3 separate regions of the Homo sapiens genome follow, and regions 1 and 3 are each linked to region 2. Evidence: chromatin contacts called from ENCODE Hi-C or POLR2A ChIA-PET data. All regions are on one chromosome and are shown on one strand. Each heading gives the region's core, a stretch centred on a gene start or an enhancer-like site at or near the end of the contact. The rest is flanking DNA. Distances are from core to core; before and after follow the strand shown.

Region 1 (2,700 bases), core at 44-2,543, 3.3 Mb before region 2:
CTGCTTCAGCCACAGTCACACATAGTGTCCCAGAAGGCTGAGGTTTAAAGCGTCCTTACAGACCAACCTCTGACCCTGCCCTTACTGCCTCAAATACACACATACCTACTGCTCAGATGGAAAGACTGAGGAAGAAGGAAGAAATCACATGTGAGCCAGCAGCAGACCTGGGTCTCGATACAAACTTCCTGTCTCCAAGTTTCCTGATCTTTCCACTACCCCAAGCTGCCACTCGACTCAGCCAAGGCAGCTCTACATTGGGGCCTGATCTGCAAAGAGCCTGCTACCCTCACCCCATGGCCCCAGGTAGCCAGGGCAGAGCCCAGGGCTCCAACTTCTGTACCCAAGTAGTTTAAGCTCAGAGACTGAACTGACCAGCTCTGGGGTTGTGTAGATGAATGAAGTTCTCCCAATTAGAGAAAAGCATCCCAGGCCAGCTCCCAGGAAGGGTGACACAGGTCCCATGTCAGCACCCCACAGGCAGAGCTACAACCCAGGCGAAATCATAGACTCGTCTCTCAGAAGAGGACATGGGATTTGGGTTAAAACAGGCCCAGAAAACTCAGGTAAACTGATGCTGGTCTAAAAATTCACTTTGGCTAATAGCTTTACTCTTCCTGCCACCAAAGTCACTCCCCACAGCCAGGGTAAATTGCCATCTCTTCTGCTCCTGAGAGGAAGGTGGGATAAACAATGGGGTGTCTTTAGGGGCTGGGGAAACTTTCTAACCATCAAAGAAGGATTCGACAGCTTTTGAAAGGAGATGTACAAGAAAAAGCTGGGTAGCCTTTGCTAGGGAGAGTGGCGGGGTCCTTCTCAGGTCTCCCCTACCCTGAGAATGTACAATTCTAAGATACTCAGGAAGAGACCAAAGTGAGGGGCCTGGAGAATGCCAATGAAGCCCACCCAGAAAGCCCCCTAAAAAATGCAGGTGAAAGTCTTACCTCGGCAGCCTTGTTCCTCCCTTCATACAGCAGCAGCTCCTCTGACAGCAGGAGGGTCCGGGCAGGATTACAGAGATCTAGAGGCTGGAAATAAAGCAGGCTGAGTGGGCAGTTCAAAAAGAGGCTGGGTGAGGACCCGGGGGGAGGAAGCAGCAGCTTGTCAAAGCCAGCCACAGAGAACCCTCTGACCCAGAGAAGACTGTCAGCCCGCCACCGACCCGAGAACCCACACACCCCCTCATACATAAGATGGAAACAGAAAGAGAGACGCTGCTGTCCTGTGGAACTGTTGCTGCCACCTTCCCCATCAACCCTCACCGTGAGAGCTACACTCATTGACAGGAAGTCTAACCACAGGCTTAGGCCCTCTGCAGTCCTCAGCCCCAGCTCTCACCCCCCACTGCACTGGGCTCCTGGGCCCTCCCAGCCCCCGCCATCCCCCATCTATCCTGTTCATGCCTCACAGGACCAAGAGGCATCCTGAGAGCCACATGCCAAGAGATTTGGTCACTTGAGTCCCTTCAAAGCCAGGCCAGTCCCTGCTCTGCACTCATAGCACACTTGAACTGTCTCCTTCTCAGGCAATCCCCCAAGGGTCAATTATCACCCAAACCTCTCACCCTACTCCCTCACCTTGCCCAGCCCAGCCCAGAGGAAGCTCCCTAAGCTCTGGATTACCCAGCAGGACTTGTCCTTATGACTGTATATTTCTAATATGGCTTCTAAGTACATGACATCAAGCAAGGTGCTTAAAGAAAGATCATGAAACAAATAGCAAGCTGGACCTGAAATCCCAGCTACTTGGGAGGCTGAGGTGGAAGGATCATTTGAGGCCAGGAGCTTGAGGTTACAGTGAGCTGTGATCATACCACTGCACTCCAGCCTGGGGGACACAGCGAGAGACTGTCTCTTAAATAGAAGTAGTTTCTTATACAAATATTAAAATGAACATGAAAATTAGACACAGGCCGCATGTGGTGGCTCATGCCTGTAATCCCAGCACTTTGGAAGGCCGAGGCGGGTGGATCACCTGAGGTCAGGAGTTCGAGACCAGCCTGGCCAACATGGTAAAACCCCGTCTCTACTAAAAATACAAAAAACTAGCCAGGCATGGTCGTGGGCACCTGTAATCCCAGCTACTTGGGAGGCTAAGGCAGGAGAATTGCTTGAACCTGGGAGGTGGAGGTTGCAGTGAGCCGAGATCGCACCCTTGCACTCCGGCCTGGGCAAAAAGAGTGAAACTCCATCTCAAAAAAAAAAAAAGAAAAAGAAAGAAAATTAGACATTGTAGATGCCAAGAACTTTGTGTCACATGCTAAGAAAGAGAAGAGACCCACAGAAAGGCTAAGGCCAGGCCCTGCTGACAGAGCTGTCTAAGGGGAGGCGTGTGAGCTCCCAGAGATGTGTTGCATCCTAACAAAGTGTGCCTACTGGACAGTGACAGGCTCAGACTGGGATGCCAGGGAGACCAGAGAGGCACAGGCAGAAATGAAGCCCGTGGGGCCAAGTCATGTCTATGCTGCTGATAAGACGATAAACCATTAGAATCTTCCTGCAAAGCAATTTGTCAATATGTGTAAAGAGCCTTTAAAATGTTTATGACCCATGACCCAGTCATTTCCCTTTCAGCAATCTCTCCCAAGGAAAATAATCAGAGAGGCAATCCATGCGCAAGGATTTTCATCACAGGGTTATTTACAATAGCAAAAGAGTAGACAGAAGTATCTGAATACAGAACTGGTTAAATAAATACAGT
Region 2 (2,706 bases), core at 6-2,505:
AGGGATTTCAGGGGGCAGCCAGGCAGCAGTATCACCACCCCTAGGCAATCACACCTAGTTGCAGCTTCATCGGGAACAGCTCAGCTCTGAAAACACAGACCTGGGACTCTCCCTCCCAGCCTTCTAGCTCTCGTTCCTGTGAGCAGCTTTTCAACCTCCACTTCCAGCCGCTGACAGGCCCTCCTGGCTCCACAAGGCCAGCTAACATACCCACCTTCCACAATCCCCAGCCCTGCCAGACATAACCTGCAACAGGCATTCCTGGATCAATGCAAACTCCGACTTCTGTTCCAGGAGTCTGCCTCTGTTAGAAGAATCTCACACAAGTGTGCGTGCTGTGCCATTGTAAATGCTGTATAAGGTGGCCAGGCCCAATCAGTCCCTGCAAGACACCGAACAGTAAGAACTATCTATGGAGTGTTTACTATGTGCCAAGCACCGTCCTTTGCAAGCACTATTAACCCTCAAAATACCACCACCGTGAGATTGAGACCATCATGATTCCCGTTCTACAGAAGGAAACACTGAGACTTCAGGAGGTCAGGACCTTTCCAGGGTCACAACTGCGTAACTAAGTTGCAGAGCTCAACCCAGTGGCACTTCCATCTCACACGCAGCTGTCTGATGGTCAAGAGCCCAACCAGTCCCCCGGTCGTTTCTACCGCACTAAACCGCTGTGTCAAGCTGGAGCAGCGGGCTCAGCAGTGAAAATGAAAGAACAGAAGGAGGTTACAGAGAAGAGAACGGTCACGGTAAATTCCGGAGAGGAGGCAAGGACGTACACACCGAGATACTTCCCGGTCACCGTTACTCAGCACTTTGTGGGGTTCACGTGGCTGGGGGGGCCGGGGCGTGGCGGCCCTTTTCGAGGAATCCAGCCCTGCCTGGGCGGTCCCCATCTCGAGCGTGGGCGTGTTCGATTCAGGCCCGGCGGACGCATCCCCAGGTGACCCGGGAGGGACCTTGTGTCTCTGGGGGTGACTGTCCGTCTCCCCGCCTCCCACCGTCACGCGCAGTGCTGATCCCCACTTCCAGCTGGAGTGCGAGCTGGGCTTGGGGTTACAGGAGCCGAAGCCCTGGAGCTCCGCCCCACGCTTGCGCCAGCCCCGCCCCGATCCCGGCTCGCAGGCTCCAGGGGCGGGGCGTGGCCGGGGCGCAGCGACGGGCGCGGAGGTCCGGCCGGGCGCGCGCGCCCCCGCCACACGCACGCCGGGCGTGCCAGTTTATAAAGGGAGAGAGCAAGCAGCGAGTCTTGAAGCTCTGTTTGGTGCTTTGGATCCATTTCCATCGGTCCTTACAGCCGCTCGTCAGACTCCAGCAGCCAAGATGGTGAAGCAGATCGAGAGCAAGGTACGCGCTACCGGGGAAGGCCAGGGTGCCGGCGCCGCGCGCGGCCTCTGTAACTGGGGAAGGCGGTGGCGGGAGGTGGGGAAGGCGGTGGCGGGAGGTGCGGAGGCCGCCCCTCCGCATCGCCAGGGGAAAGGGACGCGGCGTCTCGGCCTGGGACTGCGGGAAGCAGCGGCCTGGGCGCGCCCGAGGCGGTGGAGCCTGCCCTGGAGGAAGGGAGGAGAAGGACGAGGGTCCCCTGGAGGGCGGAGTGGCGGTGCCCAGCGTTTCTCGCACCCTGTTCCTCGGGGGATTGCACGCACGCGGGGAGCGTCCGGGGGATGTGAGAGCGCAGACAGCGTGAGGAGTCCCCACGCTGCGCCTCCTGCACCCTCCCGTCCGGGCAGCCCCGACTGGAGGAAGATGAGGGAATGGAAGGGGTCCGCCCTTGGCCCCCCATCTGTATCCAGATTCAGGCCCCAGGCAAGGATAGGGAGGGCCCTTGCAGAAGGCACGGGTCGGTGGCCGCCGCTGCCTTTCCGTATGTGAAGTGATCCACCCGCAGCGGGGGTAGTGATCTCCCTTTGGGAGCGGGTCTAGGCCGGAGACCCCCGCCTGCCTCCACCCATGCCCGACCCCAAAGGTGACGCGTGCTGTATCCGCACTAAGGGGGCGGATTGCGGCTGGAGACCCCCTGGCACGTGCAGGTCTGTCCAGGAGGCCCGAGGGCCCCAGGTGACCGCGAGGAAGTGAGGTCCGGGCCGCGCCCACGGGACTCCTGTGGCGCAGGGCGCGTTTCCGGCAGCAGTGGCTTTGGAATGACTGAGTCCCCAAGGTTGGGCCCGGGGGCCTCGGCTGCCCTGCCCGTCCATGATTCACCCTCAGTCGGTGGGTTTTGCTGGAGCCAGGGTTCCTCCTGGGAGCAGCCGCGCCCTGCTGCCTGCTCGCCGACCTATCGGTATCCCGATCGTTGTTTTGTCCTCTTAAAAATGCCCAAGGCGAAACAGCCTTCCCATGTTTGAAAGTTATTGCAAGCCTAAAACCTTGTAGACTGGGAAACCCAGAGCCTAACGCGCAGTGTCTAGTCCAATGTAGCCACTCCAGAAATATTTGTTAAATGCAGCGTCAGAAAAGTGAGTGGAGGAAATTGATACTGCTCGAACGGTAGAAGACCCCTCGCCAGCGCCTACCCTGCGATTACCCCTCCCTACCTGCGGGAAGCAGAGGAGGGCGGGTCCTCGCCCGCCTCGGGTGCCCTGACCTGTTTGGTGCCGGGTGGGCTTCGGAAACAGAAGTGTGTCTGCAATGTGTCCCCGATCCTTTTGTTCCTTTGATTATTATTGACTCTCAGTGTTTTTTCCTCATATGTTGATTGCCACT
Region 3 (2,710 bases), core at 40-2,539, 3.2 Mb before region 2:
GTGGCTCATGCCTGTAATCTCAGCACTTTGCAAGGCCGAGGGAGAATCACTTGAGCCCTGGAGTTCGAGACCAGCCTGGGCAACATGGTGAAACCCTGTCTCTACGAAAAATACAAAAAATTAGCTGGGTGTGATGGAACGCACCTGTAGCCCCAGCTATTTGGGGCTGAGGTGGGAGGACCACCTGAGCCAGGGAGGTCGAGGCTACAGTGAGCCGAGACCGTGCCGCTGCACTCCAGCCTGGGGGACGGAGTGAGACCCTGTCAAGAAATTTTAAAAATTAAAAAATAAATAAAATCAGTGGGAGTGAGAATTTCTACGAACTTAATATAAAAATAACTTAAAAACAACTTAAAACACCATTGCGCCGGGCGCGGTGACTGGCGCCTGTAATCCCTGCACTTTGGGAGACCGAGGCGGGCGGATCACGAGGTCAGGAGATCGAGACCATCTTGGCTAACACGGTGAAACCCTGTCTCTACTAAAAATACAAAAAAATTAGCCGGGCGTGGTGGCGGGCGTCTGTAGTCCCAGCTACTAAGGAGGCTGAGGTAGGAGAATGGCGTGAACCCGGGAGGCGGAGCTTGCAGTGAGCCGAAATCGGCGCCACTGCACTCCAACCTGGGCGACAGAGTGAGACTGTCTCAAAAAAAAAAAAAAAGAAACGCCATTGCAAAACCTTGAGAATGGTTTTAACTGGAAAAAATGTATGATGAACAATTTAACTGAAAAATAAATACAATTTTAACACGGTTTGTTTTTGAAAGCGAATGTGACGTTGCATTCTTCATACAGTGAAAAGGCTGCTTCTCGCCCTTTCGTTACCTGCCCAGTCCGAATTGACTCCTGAGACCTAATCAGGCGCATCTCTATATGGCCAGCATTATCCCTGGGCTGCCTAAATAGTTCGCGTTAAACACAAACAACAACAATAAAATCTAAATAACACTCAGTCTTAGTACCATTATTACAAAAGCGTGAGGGGCGAAAAGATTAAAAATGAACATCAACTTCGGTAGAGATGGAAAAAGACTGCCCACTCCATTCCAGGAAAGAAAAAAGAAAGTGGGAGAATCTGATCACGACGGGCTGAGGTCCTGTGAGAGCAAAGCAGATTCCAAACCGCTTAGGGTTGCTAAATCAAGTGGTAAAACGTGGCCCCTTGCGGCGCGGTGAGATTAACGGACCCGGCGGGCCCAGAGCCTGCCTCGGGTCCTAAAGGGATCCGCCCCGCCGAGTCAGCCACGCCTTCGTCTCCCACGCGCTGCGCCCGGCCGCGCCGTCACCCAGCAGCGGCGCAGGGCACCATGGGAAACGGACGGAAGCTCCATTGAGCCAAATAAGTTGGTGAGAAGGTTCCCGACGCGGCGATGGCGAGAAGCAGAGAAATGGACCTGGGGAGGGGCGTGCGGGGTGCGGTAGGGTTGGATGGAAGCCTTGGCGGGCCAAAACCACTGCGGCTTCAAAATCCGGATGCGCCGGTATTTGAGGCGGAGGCGGGGCTGTGGGGGGAGGAGGGAGGCTATGGCGCTCAGAGCACTGTGGGACACTGTAGGCCACGTGGGGCGGAACGGAAACCTCGCAGGGTCAGACCGTAGCGACGCGGGAAGTCCGGACGCAGTAGCTCCCTGAAGCGGAGGCGAAGGGGAGTTTAAGCCCCAGCGGCGGCAATGGCGGAGAGGCCCGAGGACCTAAACCTGCCCAATGCCGTGATCACCAGGATCATCAAGGAGGCGGTGAGCAGCTCGGGGGGGGCGGACGAACGGGCAGGAGGGAAGCAGGTGCTGGAACGGCAGCTTTGCTCACCCCCGGTCTCCTCGCAGCTCCCGGACGGTGTCAACATCTCCAAGGAGGCCCGGAGCGCCATCTCCCGCGCCGCCAGCGTCTTCGTGCTGTACGCCACATCCTGGTGAGCGGGACAGAGGCATAAGGGAGGCGCGGGGATACCTGGCTGGGAGTTGCTGGCTGGGAGCCTACAAACCCCAACGATTGTGTTCTCCCTCGGTGGGGACATGTTCACAGTCCTCTGCCAGTTTTTACAAGTTCTGAAGCAAAATAACACAACAAAATCACTTTGCTTTAGCTTTTTTGTGCAGAGAAGGGAAGGACTTATCCCTGTCACACCAAAATCCATACATGTAAGAGGCAGGCTTTCCCGTTCCACCTCTGGGTGCTCCTTTTCCCACTCACGCCTTACAAACAAGAGGGAGTCTGACAGCCTTTCTCTTCTCTCAGTGCTAACAACTTTGCAATGAAAGGAAAGCGGAAGACGCTGAATGCCAGTGATGTGCTCTCAGCCATGGAAGAGATGGAGTTCCAGCGGTTCGTTACCCCATTGAAAGAAGCTCTGGAAGGTAACGAGCCTCTTGTCTTCTAAACCACATAGAAGATGGTCATCCTGTGTGACCTGTTCACCAGGCCCTGAGCCTTCTCAGCGCGGGTCCCTTTAAGTCCAGTAAGCCAGCACTTGATGTGACTCGACCCAGTTCGGTGGGCACCACCTCAGATCTGTTTTGTAATGCTGAGCAAGTTATTTTTCCTTCTCTGCCTCCGTTTTTGTTTTTGTCTTGCTTTTCTTGTTTTTGTTTTTTTTTTTTTTTTTTTGAGACGGAGTCTTGCTCTGTCACCCAAGCTGGAGTGCAGTGATGGGATCTCAGCTCACCGCAGTCTCCTCCTCCTGGGTTCAAGCAATTCTCCTGCCTCAGCCTCC

What was found. Hi-C counts contacts between places; a loop is a spot of excess contacts on that map. ChIA-PET counts read pairs that join two places held with the same protein, here RNA polymerase II (POLR2A). Pooled maps may share reads with other maps.
Region 1: a loop to region 2 is called in a map with no recorded cell type, with 8 times the contacts of the local background. The contact joins the enhancer-like site here to the promoter of TXN in region 2. A Hi-C loop is called at or near these places in 1 of 37 single-sample maps with no recorded cell type and 5 of 50 pooled maps. POLR2A ChIA-PET finds 5 or more read pairs at or near these places in 1 of 52 experiments (GM10248).
Region 3: a pooled map shows a loop between it and region 2 (24-fold over the local background). The contact joins the promoter of POLE3 here to the promoter of TXN in region 2. A Hi-C loop is called at or near these places in 3 of 37 single-sample maps with no recorded cell type and 8 of 50 pooled maps. POLR2A ChIA-PET finds 5 or more read pairs at or near these places in 1 of 52 experiments (activated T-cell).

Annotation. Positions count from the first base shown.
Region 1 is chr9:113,515,869-113,518,568 of GRCh38, reverse strand. It overlaps RGS3 (regulator of G protein signaling 3), which reads right to left. Exons shown (of 23, transcript NM_001394167.1): 14 at 945-1,028. Among named protein-coding and RNA genes, the nearest start is that of RGS3, 53 kb to the right of the region's middle. RefSeq lists enhancers at 104-393, 795-924, 1,085-1,334. Within about 2 kb of position 1,293, at least 10 of the 41 ENCODE cell types and tissues checked have a DNase peak (open chromatin) inside an H3K27ac peak, as active enhancers do.
Region 2 is chr9:110,255,056-110,257,761 of GRCh38, reverse strand. TXN (thioredoxin) reads left to right here and starts at 1,255. Exons shown (of 5, transcript NM_003329.4): 1 at 1,255-1,350. The coding sequence starts at 1,327. RefSeq lists enhancers at 574-623, 664-863, 1-991, 1,734-2,063 and silencers at 1,004-1,243, 1,414-1,663.
Region 3 is chr9:113,409,254-113,411,963 of GRCh38, reverse strand. It overlaps POLE3 (DNA polymerase epsilon 3, accessory subunit), which reads left to right and starts at 1,289. Exons shown (of 5, transcript NM_017443.5): 1 at 1,289-1,347; 2 at 1,556-1,736; 3 at 1,824-1,909; 4 at 2,236-2,354. The coding sequence starts at 1,671. It overlaps C9orf43 (chromosome 9 open reading frame 43), which reads right to left and starts at 1,217. Exons shown (of 14, transcript NM_001278629.2): 1 at 963-1,217. RefSeq lists enhancers at 1-589, 1,208-1,397, 1,638-1,917, 1,490-2,389, 1,292-2,491.